3 separate regions of the Homo sapiens genome follow, and all the other regions are linked to region 2. The links are chromatin contacts, found by Hi-C or POLR2A ChIA-PET in ENCODE. All regions are on one chromosome and are shown on one strand. Each heading gives the region's core, a stretch centred on a gene start or an enhancer-like site at or near the end of the contact. The rest is flanking DNA. Distances are from core to core; before and after follow the strand shown.

Region 1 (2,736 bases), core at 132-2,631, 170 kb after region 2:
AAAAGTATTCTCATCCAAACCAGACTGATTATGTAAGGAAATACTTGGAATCTCATGCATACTGGTGATTAGGCTAACATTTGCCTTCATTTTCAACTGTGCACCTTCATCTTTAAGCCAACTAACACAAGTGAGAAGTCCACTTATGCACATCAGCAATGAAAGGCTCAGATCTCATGCAAACTTCTGTACAAATTTTGTCATGTCATAGTGTGTTTGCACATACTACTTTACCTTAATGTAGGAATAGCTGGGAGACTACACAGCACTGCATGTGACAAGAGCGGAAGTTATCAGTCATTAGCTGGAATGGGCAAAATGTCCAGAGATAGGAAAAAATTCAGATGGGCTGGAGTGCAGGAGTTTTGCTTAGGTCCCAGAGCTAGTCCAAGAGTACCAGATGAAAGACAAACGGCCTGAATTTGAATCCTGATTTTTCTATTCCCTAGTTCCATCAGCAGATGCAAATTATTTTATAGTTTGGAGTCATTATTTCATCCACTGTGTACTGAATGGCTGAATTTGTTCAATATCACTAATATGATTCCATAATCTAATATACTTTATTCCCAGGCATGACTGAGAGGGATAGCCTTAAAATGATCCAAATCAACAAGAGCCACAGAGAACACAATCAGACAATTGTATGGTATTAGAAAAATTCCCTCTAGCAGCTGCTGAGTTATGAAGAAGATGTTGAGACTTGAACCCAGACCTGAAATGAGGAAGAAGGGGTCTGGGAGGGATGACAGCTGGCCTCTTCTAATGTGATGTGTAATAACAGTTATGTCTATTTGGGCACAACAGACACTGTGTAGGAGTCTTCCCCGCTTCATTTCCTAACCCTTATCTTGACGAGCACACTCATGGAAGAGTCATGGAAGGCGGGACATGTTTGTTTATGTTAGGTAGTAATGTTGGTAGGTGTGCTGCCTTCCCAAGGGAAGAGAAAAACTGGAGGCAGAGAAATAAGAGCCAAGGCCCAAGAGTTACTTCTGTGGAGGCTTCTGGGTAGAACAGCAAGATTCTAATTCATGTTTCTGAAACTGAACTTATTTAATAGAGGAAGCACGTTCTACCTAGCCCTGCAGGGTAGAAAATAAGATCACAGATCACAAAGGAATTGCATAAATGCAATTCCTTGTTTTTTTTCCTTGTAAAGCCTTACTTTTTCCCTTTAAGAGAAAGAGAGGTCCGGAGAGAAGAAACTGAACTAGGCTTCTGTTCTCAAAAATGATCTAAAGCTACAAGTTTTTACTAAAGGATTTCTATGTCAAGTGATTTAAAAGCCAGAGGAGACCTTTAAAAAAAAAAAAGCCCAAAGGTTTAAGTGTATGAGAACAGCACTTCCTGGCAGAAGGATTTCCTGTTTCAGGCAACCACAGCGACGTGGAGAAACATCCGCCTTGTGGCCACAGCCTATGTTCCACAGGCCACTTCTCTGTTCTACTCACCCTTCCTCCCCAACGAAGGTGACATATAGCTTATTTCTCTGCAGGTCTTTTCTGGAGTAGCCCATAATCTGATTAAAAGCATCTTCTAGTAAGTGATCTCTTCGGATAATTAACCTGTCCATAAAGAGACAATTTAGAAAATACAAATTATTACTATACTATTAAAGATAATTTACTTATCTTTCTAGAACATTTCCATTTGCCACAATTAACTAGGTAAGAAGAATGTTACTTAATATCATTGCTGTCTGCAATAAAGTACACATTTGTCTTGAACTCTTAATAGCATTAGCAAAAGTTACATGAGAGAATCATTGGTAGAGTACCCTACCTATGACCAGTGTAAACAACCGGAGAATCCTATCTAAATGGTCAAATCAGTTTATCCCAGAAAAAAAATGATCATAAAACAACACCACACACACCACACACACCGCCCCCCGCCCATACATTTTGTTTAGTAAAGCAAGAACAACTCTATGAGGCAATGTTTTAAGTCTCAATGCATGTAGACAAGGAATTCAATTATTAAGTGCCCAGCAAGATGACTGTGAGAACAAAGAGGAAAAAAAAAATTCTCAATATCCTCCAAAGCAGAGGAGTTTCCAATTGTTAATTGTTAAATTAAGTGAATCTTGACAGTCCCTAAGGGACAGATACAAATGAATGATGAGTGTGGCAGGTTAATCTACTTGTGATGATGCCAATTAAAGTCATCCTTCCATAGATATCAATTTGCTCTTAATGTAAATGGTAATGGGCAGAGAGATGATAGGGAGGCTGAATGCATGACAGCTGGATCATCCTAGACCTTTGTAAGTTAAGTGTGAGAAAAGTAAAGCTCAGAGAAGTATGGTGTTTGGGCAGGCAGATGATTTTTTAGGGCAATGAAGGTGGATTTTAATCAAGCAAGCCTTCCTGCAGGTGGGGCAGTGAGCCATGGGGCTGCTGTTGGTCTGGTCTCTGGACCGTCTCTCAGGCACCCAGGGTCACAGGGGTGCTCCAGTGGAGACCGTCCCTCCTCTGTCCTCTCTCAGTGGCAGACTGATCTCCAGTGGGGACGTGGGACAGGGGTGAAGGCAGGGAGGAGAGAAAGAAGGGTAAGTAGGGAATGGAAACAATTCTAGGCCAAACAACATGATGATGTTTCAGTTTCCCCATTTGAAAGGAGGAGATGGATGAAGAAAGGCCGAAACAACATTCATGACATGTTCTGCTGTGAAGTTTGTTTCACAGAACTGAACAGAGCTGAGCACTATTCCTACACTCAGGTCAGTTCAGG
Region 2 (2,700 bases), core at 85-2,584:
CCAATACTAATTATACTTTAGCATATGAATCAGTGTCCATTTCTTAGTTCTTAAATTATACTTATTTTTTTAAAAAGGTTCAAACCAAATTTTCTTGAGCATTTCAGGTATTAATTACTTATTTGATGAACTAACCAATCAGGATCTTCACATAGTTCTGTTAGTAATGTACAACTCAATGGATAGGAGACTAAATCCGTTTTAATACTGTTTCCACAATAAATTCTAACACTACCGAAAAAAGCATTATAAAGCAATAAAAAAGAAATAATTACCGTTTAATATTGTTTAAAAGCTAAATGAAATTTGCAGGCTTAAAAACAACTGTTTTTCTTCCAGGAGGTTTATAGAGTCCTTTTCCTTATTCATCACTACGTAGAAAGCTAGAGTTATTTTCTAGCTAGCCAGAATAATGACCACGTTTAATATCTTCCCATTCTGTGCTGATATTAAGACGACTGACCATTGTTCTGCCTTTCTGTTAGTTGCTCTTAAGTTCAATAAAGAAAGAATTCTTAGAAGAAAAAGGAGAGAAAGACAGAAAGGAAAAAAACGAGAAAAAAAGAGAAAGAAAAGCAGCTATTGCAAAGTGCATCTTTTATCACATACCATGGAATATCATCTTAAGAAGTGCCATATGTCACTTACCAAGGCCTTTCATGTATAGTATAATATTGTATAGTTATGGTATGGCATGGTATCTAATTTGAAATTGACAACAACCTCAAAAAGAAGAAAAGTTGTTCTGATGTTTCCCCCGCTCTGCATAAGAGGTGGGAGAACTAAGGCTTACAAAGACTAAGAGATTTGTCCAAAGTCACATGGCTAGGAGTTGGCTTCGATTCCCACCTTAGAACCCAAACCCGCTGCAACTCCTCGCAGAGCCGCCTCTCACCCAAGCACACCGCCATTAGCACTCTGGGGGTGCTCTGGGCTGTGGCTCCCCCTGCTGGCGCGCCGCTAGGCGGCTAGGTTTGGTTGTTATGACGACCAAGGGCAAACAGCTGGGAAGGGAACTTATAAGGGCATTCACGGAAAGCGCTCAGTAACCCAGGCCACAAGTGGGGTGAAGGAAGCTGTACACCGCGGAGTCACAGCTGGGGAGTTCGCTAGGCAGGAGGGGCTTCCACCACTTCCGAAACGCCTGGGAAGCGTCGCGGCGGCGGCGAGCCTGGCAAAGAGCAGCCCTCTCACCTGCTCACTGCTCATGGCTGCGAGGACGCGCTGGCCTCACCGGTGCTTCTGGGTTGCTCCTGCCCGCGGAACCCCTAGGACGATAGAGGCAGGGCCCCGGGACTTGCAGCGGTCTCAGCTCCCTCCGCACCAGAGCCGTCTAGCGTCCGGGCAGCGTTTGTTGCTAAGCAACGGGCCCGCGCAGGTTCCATTTCCGGTCATCTGTTCCTTCTGGGGCTGGACCCGGAAGCTGGCGCGCGGTCCCGCAAGAGGAGCTTTCTGGGGCGCTGCTGCCAGTGTTGTGAGGTCTAAGGTGTGCGTTGAATAACCAAAGACACTGGGTGGGTCTCCTCCAATATCCTCTGATTACTGAAGTAGATCCTCACACTTCCGCACCCTCCTTCTAAATAAGCCGGATGCCCAGGACTGCTGCCTTAACCCCTCAGAGGTCTCGGAGAAACACTGGAATGAAATGATTACAGATTTCATTGCTAATGTGGGCGAGTGGAGTAATGCGAGGCAGGATCCAGTAAACACCTTTCATTATTCATGTGCTTCCAACCCCTGTGCTGTTGACTCTTCCCACACTCCAGAAAACTATCCTTTGGAAGAATACCAGTAAAGGAACCTTCCAACAATTCTTGAAACCAACATTCACAGATGGTTTACTACATGAAAAGTGGTGTGCTAAGCACAAATGTGACCAAGACATCCATTCGCCACAGGCTGGGGGGTGTCCAAGCCAAGCACTTACCGTGTAGTGGAGACGGTGCTAAGAATGGCAGTCCTCAGTGAGAACATAAAGCACCAACTAATTTTCTCATGGAGGGCATGGAAGGGATGTGGAAGCTGAAATGTGAAGGAAGAAGAAATGCCAGGCAAAGAATGCCGGGCAAAAAGCAGGTCACATACAAAGGCCTGAGACAAGAGAGCATAGCTATTGGAAGCAGTGAAAATGGTTCTGAGAGGTCGATGAGTAGGTTTGGATAAAGGGGATTGGAGCCAGTCTAGAGAAGAAGCTGAGGTGATAAGCAGGTGATATATCTTAAAGGACCCTATAAAAGGGCAGGAGTTTGGATGTCAAAAGCAACTGACCTCCACTGAAAAGTTTTATGCTAAGAAATGGCAGAATTCCATCCTGAAATTAACAAGGAACCCCAAGGGGTCATAAATAGCCAAAACAATCTTGAAATTAAAGAACAAAGTTGGAGTACTCACACTTCTTGATTTCAGAACTTACTACAAGACTATAGTGACCTTAACAATTTATTTTCAACAAATGATGCTGGGGAAACTAAATGTCCATATGCGGAAAAAAATGCAGTTGGACCTTTACCTAAAAACATCATATACAAAATTATCTCAAAATTGATCAAAGATGTAACTGTAAGGTCTTAAACTATAAAACTCTTAGAAGAAAACTTAGAAGAATCGCTTCACGACATTGGATTTGGCAGTGATTTCTTGGACATGACACCAAAACGACAAGGAAAAAATAGACAATTCGGCTGCATCAGAATAAAAAAC
Region 3 (2,700 bases), core at 39-2,538, 130 kb after region 2:
AATACCTTCTCATAAAATTAAGCAGAAGTAAGACTAGTGATGTCATGCAGTTTTGGAGATGCCATAGAAAAACTGTCTCTTAATATTAATAAGAAAATTATGCATCAGTGAAAATGCAGGCTTAGAAATATAGTTCTGAGTTTCAATTTGTGGTGTCTTCACTGATGAGGGAAAATGGAATTCTTACTACTGATCTCTTCAGTGTTGCTGATGGCTCCTTAACTGAGCTTAGTGTTTAATGATGCTGTACAAATAAAAAGCAGTGGGGGAAATACGAAATATCTGTATTAAATGCCATCCTGTAAAGTATTTGATGGATGGAAGAGAGTCTAATGCATTTTAAATAAATGCATATCATACTATCACATATAGTGAATCTTAAAAAATTATTACTTAGATGCACAGTCCTTGTAGTGGTAGACACGGCACTGTGAAGGAAGTTTGATTTAGAAGCTATTTTCTATTATACTTCTCAAGTGATGGAGTTGCTGTTAGTCATATTGTAATGTCCCTTCACCTTTGGTACATTCAGTGCAAAATATTTGGGGAATTTTTTTTACCTTTATAAAAATAAAAGGCCCTTTTGTTTCCTTGAGAGTGCTTAAAAGGATACATATTAGCATGATGCCCGAGTATGCATGGAACATGAAAATGGAATGAGTGATACATACAGCATGATAGGTAGGTTCTTATATACATCTTAAAGAACATAAACATAATGAACCTACAAAAAATAAACAGAACTCACTGTGTACTTTTTCCTGATATGCTGTGATTAATTGCTAGTTATTTTAAAATTGTTTTCATGCATTATAAAGCATAAAATCTGTCATTAGTAATTCACTGAATAATGGTTTGTCTTTAGCCATAATTACACACATACCACTTGCATATACATTGTCACAGACCATCTTATTGCAAATCTGTAAAGGTACCTCATATTGACTTGGTTTCATTTTCACTCATGTCCCATGAAAGCGGAAACCTATGGTGCACACCATGCAGGCACTCATAAGCAAGAAATGAATATTCTGTTATAACTTAGGGCTTAAATGAATGTACTTTCAGGAAATATATTTACTTTTATTATATTATTTAACTTGCTCTAATTTGGAGATTGGGCCAAATGCTGCCAGTTTGGCTTGAACCACGTTCAAGGGTAAGTTTCAAGATTCTCCTGAGTCCCTAAAAATTACCGTGGAGCTGATCATGTATGGGTTCATCTTTGTCTTGGAACATAACAAATGGAAAAAGTTTGGCAGTCAAGAACTGTTGATTGAAAGACGGTTGGGTTGTTCCCTGGGCATCAAGCTCACCCAAATCCTTCCAAGAGGACTCATCTCCAGTCCCCAAATGTGACAGAGCACTTGTTCCTGGAAAACAACAGCACATAGCTTTATCCTAAAGGAAGCATCCTCTTGAAACTTCCAATGTTCAATCATTCTTCTAGAAGGCAGCTTCTGAACCTGCCTGTCCACAGAGATGGGCATTCAGCTTCCAGGTCACTCAAGTCCAAAAGTACTGGTTTCTTCAACTGCTGTCAACAGTTTTTCATAAAGCATGGAAAAGGATGGGTAGGGAGGCAGATCCAGACGGTTAAAACATGTATGCGCTCTGAAAACACAAGAAACAGCACATAGTTTAGAACAGGCCGAGTGAAATGAAAATGTGTGTGGTGTGTGTGTGTGTGTGTGTCTGTGTGTGTATGACTGTCTTTCACATTCAAATTTATTTGTTGCCAATTTTCACACTCCTTTTGAAAAATCTTTGAAAACATTTTGACCTTAAAAATTCAGAACTGAATTTCTCTAAGGAAAAGAGGATATTTAAAAAAATATTTTATTTACATTTCACCACCATTTAAAAGCTATATTACATATAAATGACCATTTATTGAGTGGTCTAAGGATTACAAAGACAAGTTTGGTTTTTGTTTCTCTTTTGATGCTAGATTTTTTTTTTAATACACGGACATAAGGCCTTGCAAAGTAGTTCATTTTGAGTTGGCATATGCCTGGGTGTCTCTTCGATACTCTGTAGTTATGCATTTTTTCATTTTCTTGGACAGGGAAGAGGAGCCAGTGTCTCTGAGGGCCTGCCTCATGGCTTAGAGTCTTGGGAAATTCCCTGGCTGGACTTTTCTAAGTCAGTAGGCCATTGTTACTTCTTTGAATCCTGTGCTAAAATTTGCTTTCTCCCAATTCACAATAACAAAATAAGCAATTTAAATCATTACATTAAGTATTCTTTTTTAGAAATACTTCTTTTGCCAAGATAGGAAAAAAATATGTTTTCCTGTTATTTGCATCTGAATCACAATAAAAAATAGACAGTCTCCAAATAGTACATCTTATCAGGAAGCAAATCTGCACTTTTGACATGAAATAGGAAACATTCTATTCTGAATGTACAACAGCTTGTTTGGGGGACCTACATAACTTTGACTTAAAAAAAATACTCCTGAATAAGAAATTTTAGGAACTATGATTATTAACAAGCTATTTCTACAAAGTCACATGTCTATACTTTTACTCTGATAAATCCCTTTTCCTTATGAAATAAATATAATTAATATTCCTGGATGCAGTGTAATGTAGTGGGAAGACCAGAGATTTGCAGTTGGACATATTTGGGTTTGGATTCTAGCTCTATCAACAAGTGTGTGATTTGGAGTGAGTTATTAAAACTCTGAGCCCGTAT

What was found. Hi-C counts contacts between places; a loop is a spot of excess contacts on that map. ChIA-PET counts read pairs that join two places held with the same protein, here RNA polymerase II (POLR2A). Pooled maps may share reads with other maps.
Region 1: a loop to region 2 is called in a map of B cell, with 10 times the contacts of the local background. The contact joins the enhancer-like site here to the promoter of DNAH7 in region 2. A Hi-C loop is called at or near these places in 3 of 168 maps with a recorded cell type or tissue (B cell, PC-3 and naive thymus-derived CD4-positive, alpha-beta T cell), 6 of 37 single-sample maps with no recorded cell type and 14 of 50 pooled maps. POLR2A ChIA-PET finds 5 or more read pairs at or near these places in 7 of 52 experiments (A549, AG04450, CD4-positive, alpha-beta T cell and 4 more).
Region 3: a pooled map shows a loop between it and region 2 (2.5-fold over the local background). The contact joins the enhancer-like site here to the promoter of DNAH7 in region 2. A Hi-C loop is called at or near these places in 3 of 168 maps with a recorded cell type or tissue (CD4-positive, alpha-beta T cell, endothelial cell of umbilical vein and naive thymus-derived CD4-positive, alpha-beta T cell) and 10 of 50 pooled maps. POLR2A ChIA-PET finds 5 or more read pairs at or near these places in 4 of 52 experiments (BJ, T-cell, activated T-cell and 1 more).

What each region holds. Positions count from the first base shown.
Region 1 is chr2:196,238,995-196,241,730 of GRCh38, forward strand. HECW2 (HECT, C2 and WW domain containing E3 ubiquitin protein ligase 2) reads right to left here. Exons shown (of 29, transcript NM_001348768.2): 21 at 1,455-1,568. Among named protein-coding and RNA genes, the nearest start is that of HECW2-AS1, 20 kb to the right of the region's middle. RefSeq lists an enhancer at 2,215-2,264. Within about 2 kb of position 1,382, at least 20 of the 41 ENCODE cell types and tissues checked have a DNase peak (open chromatin) inside an H3K27ac peak, as active enhancers do; they include B cell, CD4-positive, alpha-beta T cell and PC-3, where a contact is called at or near this core.
Region 2 is chr2:196,067,503-196,070,202 of GRCh38, forward strand. It overlaps DNAH7 (dynein axonemal heavy chain 7), which reads right to left and starts at 1,335. Exons shown (of 65, transcript NM_018897.3): 1 at 1,195-1,335. The coding sequence starts at 1,209. RefSeq lists enhancers at 627-676, 1,157-1,246.
Region 3 is chr2:196,199,775-196,202,474 of GRCh38, forward strand. HECW2 (HECT, C2 and WW domain containing E3 ubiquitin protein ligase 2) reads right to left here. Exons shown (of 29, transcript NM_001348768.2): 29 at 1-1,614. The coding sequence ends at 1,503. Among named protein-coding and RNA genes, the nearest start is that of STK17B, 30 kb to the left of the region's middle. Within about 2 kb of position 1,289, at least 4 of the 41 ENCODE cell types and tissues checked have a DNase peak (open chromatin) inside an H3K27ac peak, as active enhancers do; they include CD4-positive, alpha-beta T cell, where a contact is called at or near this core.